Linked DNA regions of Homo sapiens: region 2 is linked to region 1. Evidence: chromatin contacts called from ENCODE Hi-C data. All regions are on one chromosome and are shown on one strand. The core of a region is the stretch at or near the end of the contact, and the rest is flanking DNA. Distances in the headings are between cores, read along the strand shown. Region 1 holds the start of SAMD4B (sterile alpha motif domain containing 4B). Region 2 holds the start of C19orf47 (chromosome 19 open reading frame 47).

Region 1 (7,596 bases), core at 2,448-4,947:
CCCGGCTAATTTTTTTTTTTTTTTCTTGAGATGGAGTGTCTCTCTGTCACCCAGGCTGGAGTGCAGTGGCACAATCTCGGCTCACTGCAACCTCCACCTCCCAGGTTCAAGCAGTTCTCCTGCCTCAGCCTCATGAGTAGCTGGGATTACAGGTGTGCGCCACCACAACCAGCTAATTTTTGTATTTCTAGTAGAGACGGGGTTTCACCATGTTGGTCAGGCTAGTCTCGAACTCCTGACCTCGTGATCAGCCCACCTCAGCTTCCCAAAGTGCTGGGATTACAGGTGTGAGCCACCGCGCCTAGCCATATTTTTGTATTTTTAGTAGAGACAGGGTTTTACCATGTTGGCCAGGCTGGTCTCAAACCCTCCCATGGGCCAGACACAGTGGCTCATGCCTGTAATCCCAGCACTTTGGGAGGCCAAGGCAGGAGAATTGCTTGAGACCAGGAGTTCAAGACCAGCCTGGGCAACATAGCAAGACCTTGTCTCTACAAAAAAATTTTAAAAGTAGCCGGGCATGGTGGCATGTGTCTGTAATCCCAGGTACCAGCTACTTGGGAGGCTGAGGTTGGGAGGATCACTTGAGCCCAGGAGTTTGAGGCTGCAGTGAGCTAGGATCACACCACTGCACTCCAGCCCAGGTGACAGAGTAAGATCCTATCTCTAAAAACCAAACAGCAGGCCAGGCGCAGTGGCTCACGCCTGTAATCCCAACACTTTGGGAGGCCGAGGCAGGCAGATCACTTGAGTCCAGGAGTTCAAGACCAGCCTGGGCAACATGGTGAAACCCCATCTCTACTAAAAATACAAAACTTAGCCAGGTTTGATGGCATACGGCTGTAGTTCCAGCTACTCCAGAGGCTGAGGCAGGAGAATCACTTGAACCCAGGAGGCAGGGGTTGCAGTGAGCCGAGGTTGCAGTGAGCCGCGATCGCACCACTACAATCCAGTCTGGGCAACAGAGTGAGACCCTGCCCCCCCCCCCCACACACACACACACACACACACACACACACACCAACAATGACTAAAATACTAAGTTATCTGTCACCACCCCTACCCCATTGCCTCTTGGACCTTGTCCTTCACTGCCCTCTTTTGCTCACTCCACTCCAGCAATGCTGGCCCCTTTGTGGTTCTGTGAATGATCCTACTACATGGCCTTTGCACTTGCTGTTTTCTCTTTCTGGAACCCACTTTCTCCTTCATTCCTTCAGATTTCTGTTTCAGTCTCACCTAATGAAAGAGGCCTTTCCCCATGTAAATTAATTCTGGCTGCATTACTCCATTCCCTTAGCTGCTTTCTTGTTATTTATTTGTTTATTTATTTAGAGACATAGTCTCGCTCTGTCACCTGGGCTAGAGTGCAATGGCAAATCTCGGCTTATTGCAACCTCCGACTCCTGGGTTCAAGTGATTCTCCTGCCTCACCCTCCTGAGTAGCTGGAACTACAGGCACGCATCACTATGCCCAGTTAATTTTTGGCATTTTTAGTAGAGACAGGGTTTTGCCACTTTGGCCAGGCTGGTCTCAAACTCCTGGCCTCAAGTGATCCACCAGCCTCAGCCTCCCAAAGTGCTGGGATTACAGGCATGAGTCACCATGCCCAGCCACTGCTTTCTTTTTCTCCTTGGTACTTATCACGAAGTTACACTGTATTTCCTTATTGTTTGTGTCCCCAAGAACTAGAATGTAAGTCTTTTTGTTTTTTTTTTGTTTTTTTTTTGAGACGGAGTTTCACTGTTGTTGCCCAGGCTGGAGTGCAATGGCACGATCTTGGCTCACTGCAACCTCCGCCACCCGGGTTCAAGCGATTCTCTTGCCTCAGCCTCCCAAGTAGCTGGGACTACAGGCATGTGCCACCACGCCCCGCTAATTTTGTATTTTTAGTAGAGATGGGATTTCACCATGTTGGTCAGGCTGGTCTCGAACACCTGCCTCGGCCTCCCAAAATGCTGGGATTACAGGTGTGAGCCACCGCGCTCATCCTATTGTTGTGTTTCTAGCACCTTAAGCAGAGCCTGGCACATATTAGATAGTCAAGAAATATTATTGAATGAATTAATGAACCAGCAGTTAATGAGCACAATAATTCTATGCAGTGTGAAGGCTGTTGCTTAAATGCAGGAGGTAGTGGATGGGGTTTGTGACATGGCCCCACCCTGGTGAAACAGCCTTTCCTCAAAGCGTCTATAATGCCACACTCTCCTGGTTTTCCTCTCTCTGGCTGCCTTTTGCAATATTCATCGACAGCGTCAATTCCTTTGCTCAAATCCTGCCTCTCTGTTTCAGGGTTCTGTTCAGTCCCTGTCTCCAGTGACCCTTCATACCCTCCCCGGGCTAGACCCCTAACTCCCACAGCCTCAATTACCATCTTTGACGATCCTTAAATCTTGGTCTCCAGCCTCAATTTCTCCCTTAAGCTCCAGACCCAGGGTTTGTGCACCTCCTGGACCTCGCTACTAGGCATCCACATTGGGCTTAGTATCTTCCCAACCTGCTTCTGGCGCCCAGTCTCCCGGCTAGAGGGGCCTGGTCCTAAACTTTTCTCCCCCTTCCACTCCATAGCCAGCCAGTGTCAGGGCCCGTTCGCTCTGCCTCCAGGGCGTCCCTCCCACCTGCACCTCCTTCCCTCCCCACAGTCCCTCCCTCGTGCAAACCCCCTCTTTCTTCCCCACCCCCTCCCCCAGCTGCCTCCCTGGACTCCCGATCCCGTTTCATTCCCTCCAATCCGCCCTCCATGTATAAGCCAGAGAGACATCTCTCCAAAACCCCAGACTCACCATGATCCTCCCCGGCTTGAAGCCCTTCACGGCTCCCTAGTGCCCTCGGGACAAGTCCAAACTCCCTCAAGTGGCCAAACAACTGGCCTCTGCTCGTTCCTCACCCCTCCCTGTCTTCAACTCGACCCTCCATCCCGACTGCCTCTCTAAGTGCCTGTAACAAGCCAGATCTCTGTCACCGAGAGCCTTCTGAACACAGGTCCCTCTGATTAGTTCACCCGGACCCAATACAGTTTGTGGAACGCACAGATCACAACCAAAGTCACAGCAACAACTCCCGTTTATTGACAGCCTCCTTGATCCTTAGCGCTTTCTGTGCATTCTCTTCCCACCCTAAAGGCTAGATCTCGCCTCGCCATTCCCATCGGAGAGAGCAAGCGGCAAGGCTGAGAACAGCGCGATGAGAAAGCCGAGCGCCCAGAAGCCCGAGTGCAGACGCCCACTGAGGACAGCCTTGGGTGAGGCGGGCCACCCAAGGGGCGGGGAAGAGGAGGCCTGGAACGCCTGAATCAGGAACTGTGACTTCGCTCGGGGCAGCTGGGGTGGACGCGCGCGAGCCTGCCCCCTGCGGGCCTGGAGGCCCAACCTCAGACTCCGCCGGGCCCGTTGCCCTGGGCAACGCCCCGCGCGCCCCGCCCCTTCCCCGCCCCCCAGCCCCAAACCCCAGGCCTGGCCGACTGCCCGTCACCCCCACGTCCGACCAATCCCGCCGAGGAGGGGGCGGGCCTCTTGGGCCCCGTTCCACCACCGTCGCTCCCCCCTCGCCGCGACCCCGCCTTACTCGGCTCACACCTCCCGCCCTTCGGGCTGCCCTCGCCGCCCGTTGGCTGGCGCGCCGTTCGTCACCCGGGCGTGAGCTAATGCCGGCGCGCGGCGGCCCCCGTCGGGGCGGGGCCAGGGGCGGTGACGCACGGCGCGGTGACGCAGCGCGACGGCGGCGGCGGCGGCGGCGGCGGTGGTCGGTGCGGGAGGAGGGAGGGGAGCTTGCGGGCCCGAGAGGGGGCGACGGCGGCGGCGGTGGCCTGAGGAGGCCCGAGCGGCGGCGGTGGCGGCGAAGGCCGAGGCGGTGAGTCTCGGGCCGGGCCGGCGCGGGGCGGCGGCGAGTCGGGGCGCGCGGGGCTCCCCTCAGGGCGACCCAGGCCGCGCGGGCGGCCCCGCCCCCTCAGGGACCCCGAACCGCGGGCGGCGGCGGCGGGCGGGTGCGGAACGCGGGCCTCGGGGGGCCGGGCCCCACGGGAGAAGCCCCGCGCCCGTCCCCAGTCTCCCTCCTGGGCCCTGGCCGAAGCTTCCCTCCGAAATCTTTCTCATGCCCTCGGGATTGCCGAGGGGCCGGGCCGGGGGCCTCTCCTCAGGACCCCCCGCACATCCCCCTCGGAGAGCCCCGGAAAGCCTGCCGATCCCCCGTGTGCGCCCTGAAAGGTCCCCGCAAAACCCACCCCTCCCGTGGAGTCGCCTCCTCGAGCCCTTCATGGGTCCCAGCAGCTTTCCTCGCAGACCCCCGCCCTTTGGCCCCGAAGCCCCCGTCCTCCTCCTGTCTCCAGAAATAGTCCTCGGAGGCCACTCCTCGTCCATTCCACAGCGTGGCTCTCATAGCTGCTCCAGGAGCCTCCCTCACGAGCCCTGCACACCTCCCCAAGGCTCCCTCCGGACCCCTGTCCATTCCAGAACTCTCCCCCGGAGCCCTGCCTCTCACAGCCCAACAGGCTCACCCGACTTCCCCCTCCCGGATCCTAAGAATTTTCCCTCCCACTTACCCCATTCCAGAAACCTCCTTGGAGATTTTCCGCTCATACCCCCTGCATTTCTGATTCCCCCTCCCAGAAGTCCTTCAGAATGCCCCCGACGGACCGTGATCATCTTCCCTGAAGATCTCCTTCCCATATCCCCAAAATAAATCTTCCTCACAGACTTTGTGAAATGCCCCCAGATCCCAAAAACTCACCTAGAAGACTCCATCCCCCTCCCCACCGTATTGCAACCATCTCTCATACACACTCCCCCTTCACGTATCCCTCTGGACCTTTCCACAGATCCCAAAAGTCTCCCCCAGAGGCCTCCTGTCTCCCCCTGGTCTCACCACCCTAAAATGCCCTAGAGATCACCCTCATGTAGCCCAGTGATCTTCACCGGGATCCCCTTCCCCACCCCCACTCATTCTAAAAATCTCCAGCAATTGCCTGAAATCTCCAGAGGACTCTCAGCATCATATTCCAAAAGCTTCTTCCAAAATCCCTTTTACATACTCCACATCTTTTCCAGTCCCCCACATCACACGCTCCAAAAATTGTTTAAGGATCCTGAAAACTTTCCTCATGGTTTTTCTCTCAGATCCCGTAGAACTCCCCTTCACTAACACCTCAGAATCCCCCCTTGCAGACCGGTTTTAGAGGAATTTTCTGAAGATCCTCCTCACAACCCCTGTAAGACCGTAAGATTCTCTTGGTGACCCCTCTGATATGCAGGTTTTCAGGACCCCCCCCCCCCACACACACACACAGCTTAGAGACCCCAGCGACCCCCTGGAGCCCTCCTGACGTATGTTCTTGAAATCCCTCCAAGACCTTCCTGACACCACCAGAACCCCTTGAATCAATACTTCTGCCTTACTAAGGGACTTTTCTAGAGATATCCCTCCCTGAACTTGCTCACACAGGTCCCCTAAATCCTCTAGAATCCCTTGAAGAAGACCCTCACACACACCTAATTTTCCCCCAAAATAACCCGAGCTCTTGCTCTGAGAAAGTCCTATAATTCTTTCTGAAAAACCCTCTCCTCTGACACTCTCTCAGAAGACCCCGCCTTCCCCATATACTCTTTTGGAGACTTTACTCAGCTTTCTCCTCAACTGAGATCTCTGAAGAGTTTTTCCTAAAAACATCCCTCTGTCATCCCACTCCAGGACCAGTCTCAGAAGACCACACCTTCCTCAGACACTTTTTAGAGAATTTTCTCCCAAATTGCCCTCCATCAGCCACCCACTCCCAGCGCTTCCTGAGACTTCCTCAGAACTTTCCCTCAGATTCCACTTCTGACATCCCCAAGAAACATTATTTAGGACCCTATCAGATTTACCCACTAACTTTAGAATTGCTATTTACACCCTCTCATTTCCCCATTCTCTTTCCTCTGAAGTCAACTCAGAGACCTTTCTCAGGGGGCCCCCTTTTCCCATTATCCCTTCAGAGGTCCCCAACATTCTCCAGACTCGTTGCCCAAGAGCCTCTATGTTTCCTTGTAAAGATTCTTGAGAGACACCTTTCCCCGCCCCCTTGAAATCCCAGTGCTCCGAGATCTTTCTTTCAGACCATTTTTCTTAGGTGCCATGCTCATAGACCCCTCTTCCCTTCAGAGATCAAGAGACCCTTAACACCCTCCTTAGAGACTTAGGATTCTCCCCATTTCCCTTTCAGAAGCCTTCTTCCTTCTCCCCTTTGAGGACCTCCTCACCAAATAATCCCTTCCCCTATAGCAGTGGTTCTCAGTGTGGTTCCTGGCCCAGCAGCAGCCACATTTGTTAGAAATACACATTCTTGAATCCCACTCAGATCTACTGAAACTGAAAACCTGGGAGCAGGGCCCAGCAATCAAGAGTTTTTAACAAACCCTCCTGGTCATTTTGATGCACACGCAAGTTTGAGAACCTGTGCCCTTTAGGAGGATTTCCTTTTCCTCACTAAAAGCCCCCTGAAAGATGCCTCAGGGTATGCCTCTGTGCCCTACTGCCCACTGCTGCTTTCCTGTTTCCTAGGAATCCCCTTTATGAAGTACCCATCCTCCAGAAAGATTTCTTACCTACCTTGAAAGGATCTTGGCTTCTCCACAAGGTTACTCCATCCTCTGAGCAGTTATTTCCGATTCTACTTTTGAATGGTTTCTTTTCAGATCTTCCTCAGTGCTTTCTCTTTCTGGCTACCCCTCCAGCCCACTACCAGCCTTTGGTGCTTCTTTAAATTGCTGCTTCTTTGAACACACATATCCATCTCTTCTTGTCCATCTGTTTCTTCACATAGGCACCCTCCCCTTGAGGCACCCTCAGGAGGTCTTTTCATTCTGTGTCTTACTGCCAAGACCCCTCCACCTCCATTGTACCTCTTAGAACACCACTCACCTTCAACCTTGTAGATTTTAATGTACTTGTCCACTCACCCTCACTGGACTAGGAACTCTGAAAGTACGGGATGTGTCTTGTTCTTCTCTGAATCCCACAAGGTGGGATCTACTCTTTGTAAGTTATTGGAAATCACTGGAGAATAAGCAGCTCTTCCTTCTGCATTTGGCCAGAAATCTCCAAGTTCCTCAGATCTCACTCCTCATTCAGGTTTAGTACACCTTCCCTGCCCCCTCCTCTCCTCTCACCTCCCTTTTTTTTCTCCACACAGCACCCTTTGCCTTTACTCCTGCCCTACTTGCTCCTGTCTTAGGGACTTTCTTTGTGCTGTTTCCTGATTCTGAGCTACCCCAAGTCCTTTGCCTGGTGACCTGCCTCACCCGTCCTGGTTGGCTTCTCTTAGCAGCCCCTCTCAGCTGCTAAGTCTGGAGCCTCCACAGAGCTCTTGGCATTTTTTCAAGGGATTCTGTTTCTAGGGCCCAGAAGGGGAAACAGAGACCCCAGGGTAAATATTGGGGCCTGCCTTCAGGGAGCTCACAATACCAGTAGGGGGCTTGGGCATGTACAGAGCAGAAAATGAGGTACAAATTATATGCTGTAGAAATTCAGCAGTGAGAGGGAGCCTTTTATTTGGAAAGACTTCACAGAAAAGGTGGTATTTGGGCTGGATAGTGTTCCATGGGAGTTGGGACAATGATGGT
Region 2 (7,596 bases), core at 3,185-5,684, 1.0 Mb after region 1:
TTTTTGTATTTTTAGTACAGATGGGGTTTCACCATGTTGGCCAGGCTAGTCTCGAACTCCTGACCTCAAGTGATCTGCCCACATCAGTTTCCCAAAGTGCTGGGATTACAGGCACCTGGCCTTCTGCTCAATCTCTTATTGATGAGTATGACCACAGACATCACTCTGTCCTGTACTCAACACTCTTAGATCCAATTTCCCTCCTGAATTTTACCACTGGCCAAAGACAATACAGGCCAGGAGCAGTGGCTCGTGCCTGTAATCCCAGCACTTTGGGAGGTCGAGGCAGGTGGATCACCTGAGGTCAGGAGTTTGAGACCAGCCTGGCCAACATGGTGAAACCCCATCTCTACTAAAAATACAAAAATTAGTCGGGCATGGTGGTGGGCGCCTGTAATCCCAGCTACTCGGCAGGCTGAGGCAGGAGAATCGCTTGAACCCGGGAGGCAGAGGCTGCAGTGGGCCGAGATCACACCACTGCACTCTAGCCTGAGTGACAGAGCAAGACTCTGTCTCAAAAAATAATAATGAAATAAAATACAGTACAACATGCATCTCTCAAAGAACAGCACGGAGAGGTCTCAGTAAGTCAGACAGAACATCTCACAAACCAAGCACTAACTATGCATCAGGACCAGCGCCAAGCATCATGCAGATGCATCCCAACAGCTCAGCAAGTGAGGACTATTATTAGCCCTGTTTTTATCGATGAAAAACCCCGACTCATTGAGGTGCAGTCGTTTGTCAAATGGCACATCTAGCAACTGACCTTACTGGGATTCAAAAACAAGTTCTTCCTGATTCTGACGTCCAGGGAATAGGTCCCATTGAGTGCTTACTATGTACCAGGAACTGAGCATATACACATCTCAGTCGCTCCTCACAACCACCCTCGGAAAGTTACAGATGAGAATGGCAGGTCCAAGATCACACAGCAAAAGGCTGGGCACAGTGGCTCAGGCCTGTCATCCCAGCACTTTAGGGTCAGGAGGATCCCTTGAGCCTAGGAGTTCAAGATCATATAGCAAGTAAAGGAAGCAGCAGGACTTGGACCCCACGCAGTCCAATGGCTATGGTTCATGCTGATTGAGGGATTACTACCAGCCAGGTACTATGGTCTGTTTTTCAATGTCTCAGTTAATGCTAACCAGAATCCTTTAAGTACTGGTATTCTCCCCCAAGTGCTACAGACCCTACTGAATTCAATTTCCTCTCTCCACAATCTTAAAAGCCCATCTCCAGCACTGACTTTCCGAATAGTGAAAATTATAATAGTGATTTTAAAGACAGCAGCTCCCAAAACTCAAGGGATTACCACATACCAGACTCCATGTGCTAAGCCCTTAGAAGACCTGTATCCAAATCCCAATTTTACCACGTCCTAATCCTGACTCTGGACAAGTAGCTTAACCTTTCTGACCTCACTTCCCTCAACTGCACAATAAGAATGGTAAGGCCGGGTACAGTAACTCACACCTGTAGTCCCAGCACTTTGGGAGGCCGAAGCAGGAGGATCTCTGGAGCCCAGGATTTTGAGGCCAGCCTGGGCAATATAGCGAGACCCTGTCACTGTTAAAAAAAAAAAAAAAAAAAAAAAAACTGGGCGTGGTGGCTCACGCCTGTAATCACAGCACTTTGGGAGGCTGAGGCGGGTGGATCACCTGAGGTCAGGAGTTCGAGACCAGCCTGGCCAATATGGTGAAACCCCATCTCTACTAAAAATACAAAAATTAGCCAGGCATGGTGGTGTATGCCTGTAATCCAAGCTACTCAGTAGGCTAAGGTGGGAGAATCGCTTCAACCCGGGGCGGGGGGGGGAGAGGTTGCAGTGAGCCAAGATTACGCCACTTCACTCCAGCCTGGGCAACAGAGCAAGACTCAGTCTCAAAAAAAAAAAAAAAAAAAGGAAAGGTGGCTGGGCGCAGTGGCTCATGCCTGTAATCCCAACGCTTTGGGAGGCCAAGGCAGTGGATCACAAGGTCAGGAGTTTGAGACCAGCCTGGCCAACATGGCGAAACTCCGCCTCTACTAAAAATACAAAAAATTAGCTGGGCATGGTGGCAGGCACCTGTAATCCCAGCTACTCGGGAGGCTGAGGCAGGAGAATCACTTGAACCCAGGAGGCAGAGGTTGCAGTGAGCCGAAACTGTACCACTACACTCCAGCCTGGGCAACAGAGTGAGACTCCATCTCAAAAAAAAAAAAAAAAGTAAGATTACCAATTCTTGGCCAGCACCTTGGGAGGCTGAGGCAGGTGGATAACCTGAGGTCAGGAATTCAAGACCAGCCTGGCCAACATAGTGAAACCCCTCTCTACTAAAAATACAAAAATTAGCCAGGCGTGGTGGTGGGCACCTGTAATCCTAGCTACTCAGGAGGCTGAGGCAGGAGAATTGCTTAAGCCCGGGAGGCAGAGGTTGCAGTGATCCAAGATCGCACCACTGCACTCCAGCCTGGGCAACAGAGCGAGACCTTGTCTCAAATAAATAAATAAATAAATAAATAAATAAATAAATAAATAAATAATAAAAATAAAAAAACACCATCTTAAAAAAAAAAAAAGAGGACCCTTTTTTTTTTTTGAGATGAAGTCCCACTCTGTCGCCCAGGCTGGAGTGCAGTGGCGTGATCTCGTCTCACTGCAACCTCTGCCTCCCAGGTTCAAGCAATTATCCTGCCTCAGCCTCCCAAGTAGCTGGGATTACAGGCCCCCACCACCATGCCCGGCTAATTTTCTGTAGTTTTAGTAGAGACGGGGTTTCACCGTGTTAGCCAGGATGGTCTCTATCTCCTGACCTCGTGATCCGCCCGTCTCGGCCTCCCAAAGTGCTAGGATTACAGGCGTGAGCCACCACGCCCAGCCAAGGACCCATTCTTAAAGGTGTTACAAGGATTAAACGAGTTAATAAACAGAGTCCTTAGAACAAAGATGCACGGCAGGTGGTTAAGTGCGATGTTAAGTGTGCATCAAATAAAACAAATCTTCAGTAAGCTAGGGAAACAGTGGGACAGTCACTGACTTAATGCTAGTTTTATACAAAGTGTGAGCTGGGAACAAGTATAAGGACAACTTAATGGGGGTCCATGGGATCTGACAACAGGGAATCACACAGTACAGGTTCTGAACAGTATCCCTATTCAAAGGGAATACGTAGTATTCCTTTTCAATTATCTTTCCATTTCAGTGTACAATGTAATGGGCTGTTCAGTTTCCATTGTATTTTACCTGAACTTTTCCTTCCTCTCATGGCCAGCAATGCTAGTTTTCCATTGAAGACAGCAATGCGCCGGGCACGGTGGCTCACACCTGTAATCCCAGCACTTTGGGAGGCAGAGGCGGGCAGATCACCTGAAGTCAGAAGTTCGAGACCAGCCTGACCAACATGCAGAAACCCCGTCTCTACTAAAATACAAAAAAAATTAGCCGGGCGTGGTGGCGCATGCCTGTAATCCCAGCTACTCGGAAGGTTGAGGCAGGAGAATCCCTTGAACCCAGGAAGCGGAGGTTGCGGTGAGACGAAATTGCACCATTGCACTCCAGCCTGGGCAACAAGAGCGAAACTCCGTCTCAAAGAAAAAAAAAAGAAGAAGACAGCAATGCAAATTTGCCTTCTCAAATTAACTTACTGGGGAAAAAAATGCACTAGTCATTATCAAGAAAAAGAAAAAAACTAGTACTTCAGGACTCAGCAAAATTGGTCAAATAGTAAGTGACAGGATGTCGATTTCCCCGGCTCCAATTCTAAGTTTTTCCTATTGCTGTCTCTGAGCTTTCTCCCCCAGCTTCCCTGGAATTCCCAGCTACACCAATGACTCTCAGAATCATTATCATTATAGTCCCAATCCACGAGCTCTCACTGTGCCAGCCCCTCTGCTTAAAATCTTTACACACACAGATTTCATCAGAATCCTCAAGACGACCCTATGATATTGGGACTATCTGCTCTCATTGTACAGATGAGAAAAAACGGGGTTCAAGGAAGCGAAGACACAGGCCCCACTGCCGCACAGTGGAGCGGGACTTGAACCAAAATTCGACGGCTTCCAAACCCAACAATTTTTCATACTAAGCGCTCAAACATCAATACTAATAATAATAGTATAGTAACGAAGTGAGCGTTATGCGGAGGCGCTGAGCTAAGGCATCCAACGTACACGACCTGACTTCTCACTCCCATTTATAAAGCCGGTGATACAGTCGGATTCTAACCCCCATTCCACAGGGGAGGAAACTGAGGCTCAAAGAAACAAATCGTAAGTCCGAAGCCGTACAACGGAGCCCGAACTGAGTCCAGACACCCGGACGCCACCCGTCCCTACCGCAACCGGCCCAGTCCCACCACCCCCGGCCCGCGCCTCACCTGGCCCACCGGGCCCGCGCCCACTCGCGCCGCCCGCCCTCCCTCCCGGCGGCGCCAACTGTCAGACACTCCTCCCCCGGCCCGGGCTGCCCGCCCCGGAAGCATCCTCTCACCGCCGGAAGCTGAACTGACTCGTCCGCGGCCGCTCTACCCCAACAGGCCGCCACCAGCGAGAGTGCGGCCATAACCATCACGTGACCGCCCACCGACACCAGCGAGAGTGCAGTCGTAACCGTCACGTGACCGCCCACCGTCGGCCCGGCGCTCCCCTCCGCCCGAAGCTAGCAAGCGGCGCGGCCAATGAGAAAGGCGCATGCCTGGCCCCCGCCGGCCTGCAGTCTAGCCGTAGTGCGCCTGCGCGCGGCTAGGAGGGGCCGTCAGGCGGGGATACAGCCTGGAAGGTGCGTGTGGGGCTGGGTCTCGGAGTGGGAGACGTGGAGTGCAGGTACTGTGCGATCTGGGGGCGCGGCGCCTCGGCTACCCTCCTCGTGTTGTCTTCCACGCTATAATGCATGGAATATAATATATATTATATGGAATATAATATATGGAATATAATATATATAATTATAGCGTTGTCTTCCACGCTATAATTTATGTCGTCCTCGGTCTCTTTATGTCACCATTCCTCTCCTTCTGTCTCATCCCACTTAAATCCTCACAACTCCTTCTGTCGCCATCACCCTCTTTAAATCCTCACAACTCCTCTTGTTGTCATCAACGCCCTTAACTCGCTTTCGTTCCCTGTAAGCCCTCTTTGCCACCATAGGTCGTAATCGCTCCCTTTAAATTCGTCATCGCCATATGTTACCTGCATCCTGCTTTTGTTGCCATTTCTCCTTTATAAAATCCTCATTTCTCTTTAAACCCTCATCATACCCCCAAGTCACCTTCGCATGGCTACTGTCCCCATCGCTCTTCTTAAATCGCGCTAATGCAACTCTTACGTCATCATTACCCCTTGTGTCTTTGTCCCTCCCTTGGCATCACTGTTCCTCTGACCAGTCACCATCCACTCCTCATGCTTCCAGTTTTCCCCATAAGGAGCCACCCAGCCTTACAGTTATTTTTCTTCCCTCCGTGTCTTCGTCATTTCCCCGTGTCACATCTCACATAACATACGGGGTACTGCAGCCCATTACCTGGGGTGTGTCAGAATCCCAGCCCCACCACTACACCTCTGGATACCTTGACTGCCTTATGGCACCTTTCCAATCCCAGCTTCATCTGCAAAATGCACACGGGGACATCCACATCAGGGCTGAGTGTGACGATTCTGTGAGTTTATTCTTGTGGTAGGCTCAGCTTGACATGGTGTTTTTGGCTAATATTGTTATTAACCATGTCACCCTCGGCCGGGTGCGGTGGCTCATGCCTGTAATCCCAGCACTTTAGGAGGCCAAGGTGGGCGGATCACCTGATGTCGGGAGTTCGAGACCAGCCTGATCAACATGGAGAAACCCCGTCTCTACTAAAAATACAAAATTAGCCGGGCGTGGTGGTGCATGCCTATAATCCCAGCTACTCGGGAGGCTGAGGCAGGAGAATGGCTTGAACCGGGGAGGTGGAGGTTGCAGTGAGCCGAGATCGCGCCATTGCACTCCAGCCTGGGCAACAAGAGCGAGACTCCGTCTCAAAAAAAAATAATAATAATAGGCCAGGCGCGGTGGCTCACGCCTGTAATCCCAGCACTTTGGGAGGCCGAGGCGGGCGGATCACCTCAGGTCGGAAGTTCGAGACCAGCCTGACCAACATGGAGAAACCCCATCTCTATTAAAAATACAAAATTAGCCAGGCATGGTGGCACATGCCTGTAATCCCAGCTACTCGGGAGGCTGAGACAGGAGAATCGTTCGAATCTGAGAGGCGGAGGTTGCAGTGAGCCTAGATCGTGCCATTGCACTGTAGCCTGGGCAACAAGAGCGAGACTCCGTCTCAAAAAAAAAAAAAAAAAAAAAAACTGCATGATCTTGGGCAACTAACTTAACCTCCCAGCGCCTCAGTTACTGCATCTGCAATATGGGAATGAAAACACAAATTAATCATTCTGCACATAATTCTTAAGCATGTACTATATATGTGCCCAACACTGCTAGACACTGGGGATACCTCAATGAACAATACAGACAAAAATATCTCGGCCTGGCGCAATGGCTCACACCTGTAATCCAAGCACTTTGGGAGGTGAAGTGGGTGGATCACCTGAGACCAGGAGTTTGAGACCAGCCTGGACAACATGGTGAAGCCCCATCTCTACTAAAAATGCAAAAATTAGCCAGGCATGGTGGCGCGCCCCTAAAATCTGAGCAACTCGGGAGGCTGAGGTGAGAGGATTGCTTGAACCCAGGAGGCGGAGGCTGCAGTGAGTTGAGATCGCACCACTGCACTCCAGCCTGGGTGACAGAGTGAGACCCCATCTCAAAAAAAAAAAAAAAATCTGGCCTTATGGACTGTGTACTACACTCTAGTGGGGGTAAGAGGCAATGGGTAAATAGGTAAGTAGATTATTGGATGTATTAGAAGGGGCATGGGGAATGTGGGGTCAAGGTTATAGTTTTAAATAGGGTGGTCAGGGAAAGCTTTCTGAGAAGGTGACATTTGAAACAAATACTTGAAGGAGAAGAGAGAGTAGGGCTGGGCACGGTGGCTCACGCCTGTGATCACAGCACTTTGGGAGGCTGAGGAAGGTGGATCGCTGGAGCTCAGGAGTTTGAGATCAGCCTGGGCAACATAGCGAAACCCCATCTCTACAAAAATTAGCCAGGTATGGTGGTGTGCGCCTGTGGTCCCAGCTACTTGGGAGGCTGAGAGGTGGGGGGATCGCTTGAGCCTGGGAGTTCGAGGCTGCAGTGAGCCATGATTTTGCCAATACACTCCAGCCTGGGCAACAGACGGAGACCCTGTCTCAAAACAAAAAAACAAAACAAAACAAAAAAACGGCCAGGCGTAGTGGCTCATGCCTATAATCCCAGCACTTTGGGAGGCCAAGGCTGGCAGATCACCTGAGGTCAGGAGTTCGAGACCAGCCTGACTAACATGGTGAAACCTCGTCTCTACTAAAATTACAAAAAATTAGGCAGGCATAGTGGCAGACACCTGTAATCCCAGCTATTCAGGAGGCTGAGGCAGGAGAATCGCTTGAACCAGGGAGGCGGAGGTTGCAGTGAACTGAGATTGCGCCATTGCACTCCAGCCTGGGCGACAGCGAGATTCTGTCTCAAAAAAAGAGAGAGAG

Evidence for each region. Hi-C counts contacts between places; a loop is a spot of excess contacts on that map. Pooled maps may share reads with other maps.
Region 2: a pooled map shows a loop between it and region 1 (13-fold over the local background). The contact joins the promoter of C19orf47 here to the promoter of SAMD4B in region 1. A Hi-C loop is called at or near these places in 2 of 37 single-sample maps with no recorded cell type and 10 of 50 pooled maps.

Annotation. Positions count from the first base shown.
Region 1 is chr19:39,338,724-39,346,319 of GRCh38, forward strand. It overlaps SAMD4B (sterile alpha motif domain containing 4B), which reads left to right and starts at 3,698. Exons shown (of 14, transcript NM_001384574.2): 1 at 3,698-3,853. RefSeq lists a silencer at 3,387-3,816.
Region 2 is chr19:40,343,963-40,351,558 of GRCh38, forward strand. It overlaps C19orf47 (chromosome 19 open reading frame 47), which reads right to left and starts at 4,435. Exons shown (of 9, transcript NM_001256441.2): 1 at 4,362-4,435. PLD3 (phospholipase D family member 3) reads left to right here and starts at 4,733. Exons shown (of 13, transcript NM_012268.4): 1 at 4,733-4,806. RefSeq lists a silencer at 4,310-4,399 and an enhancer at 4,390-4,679.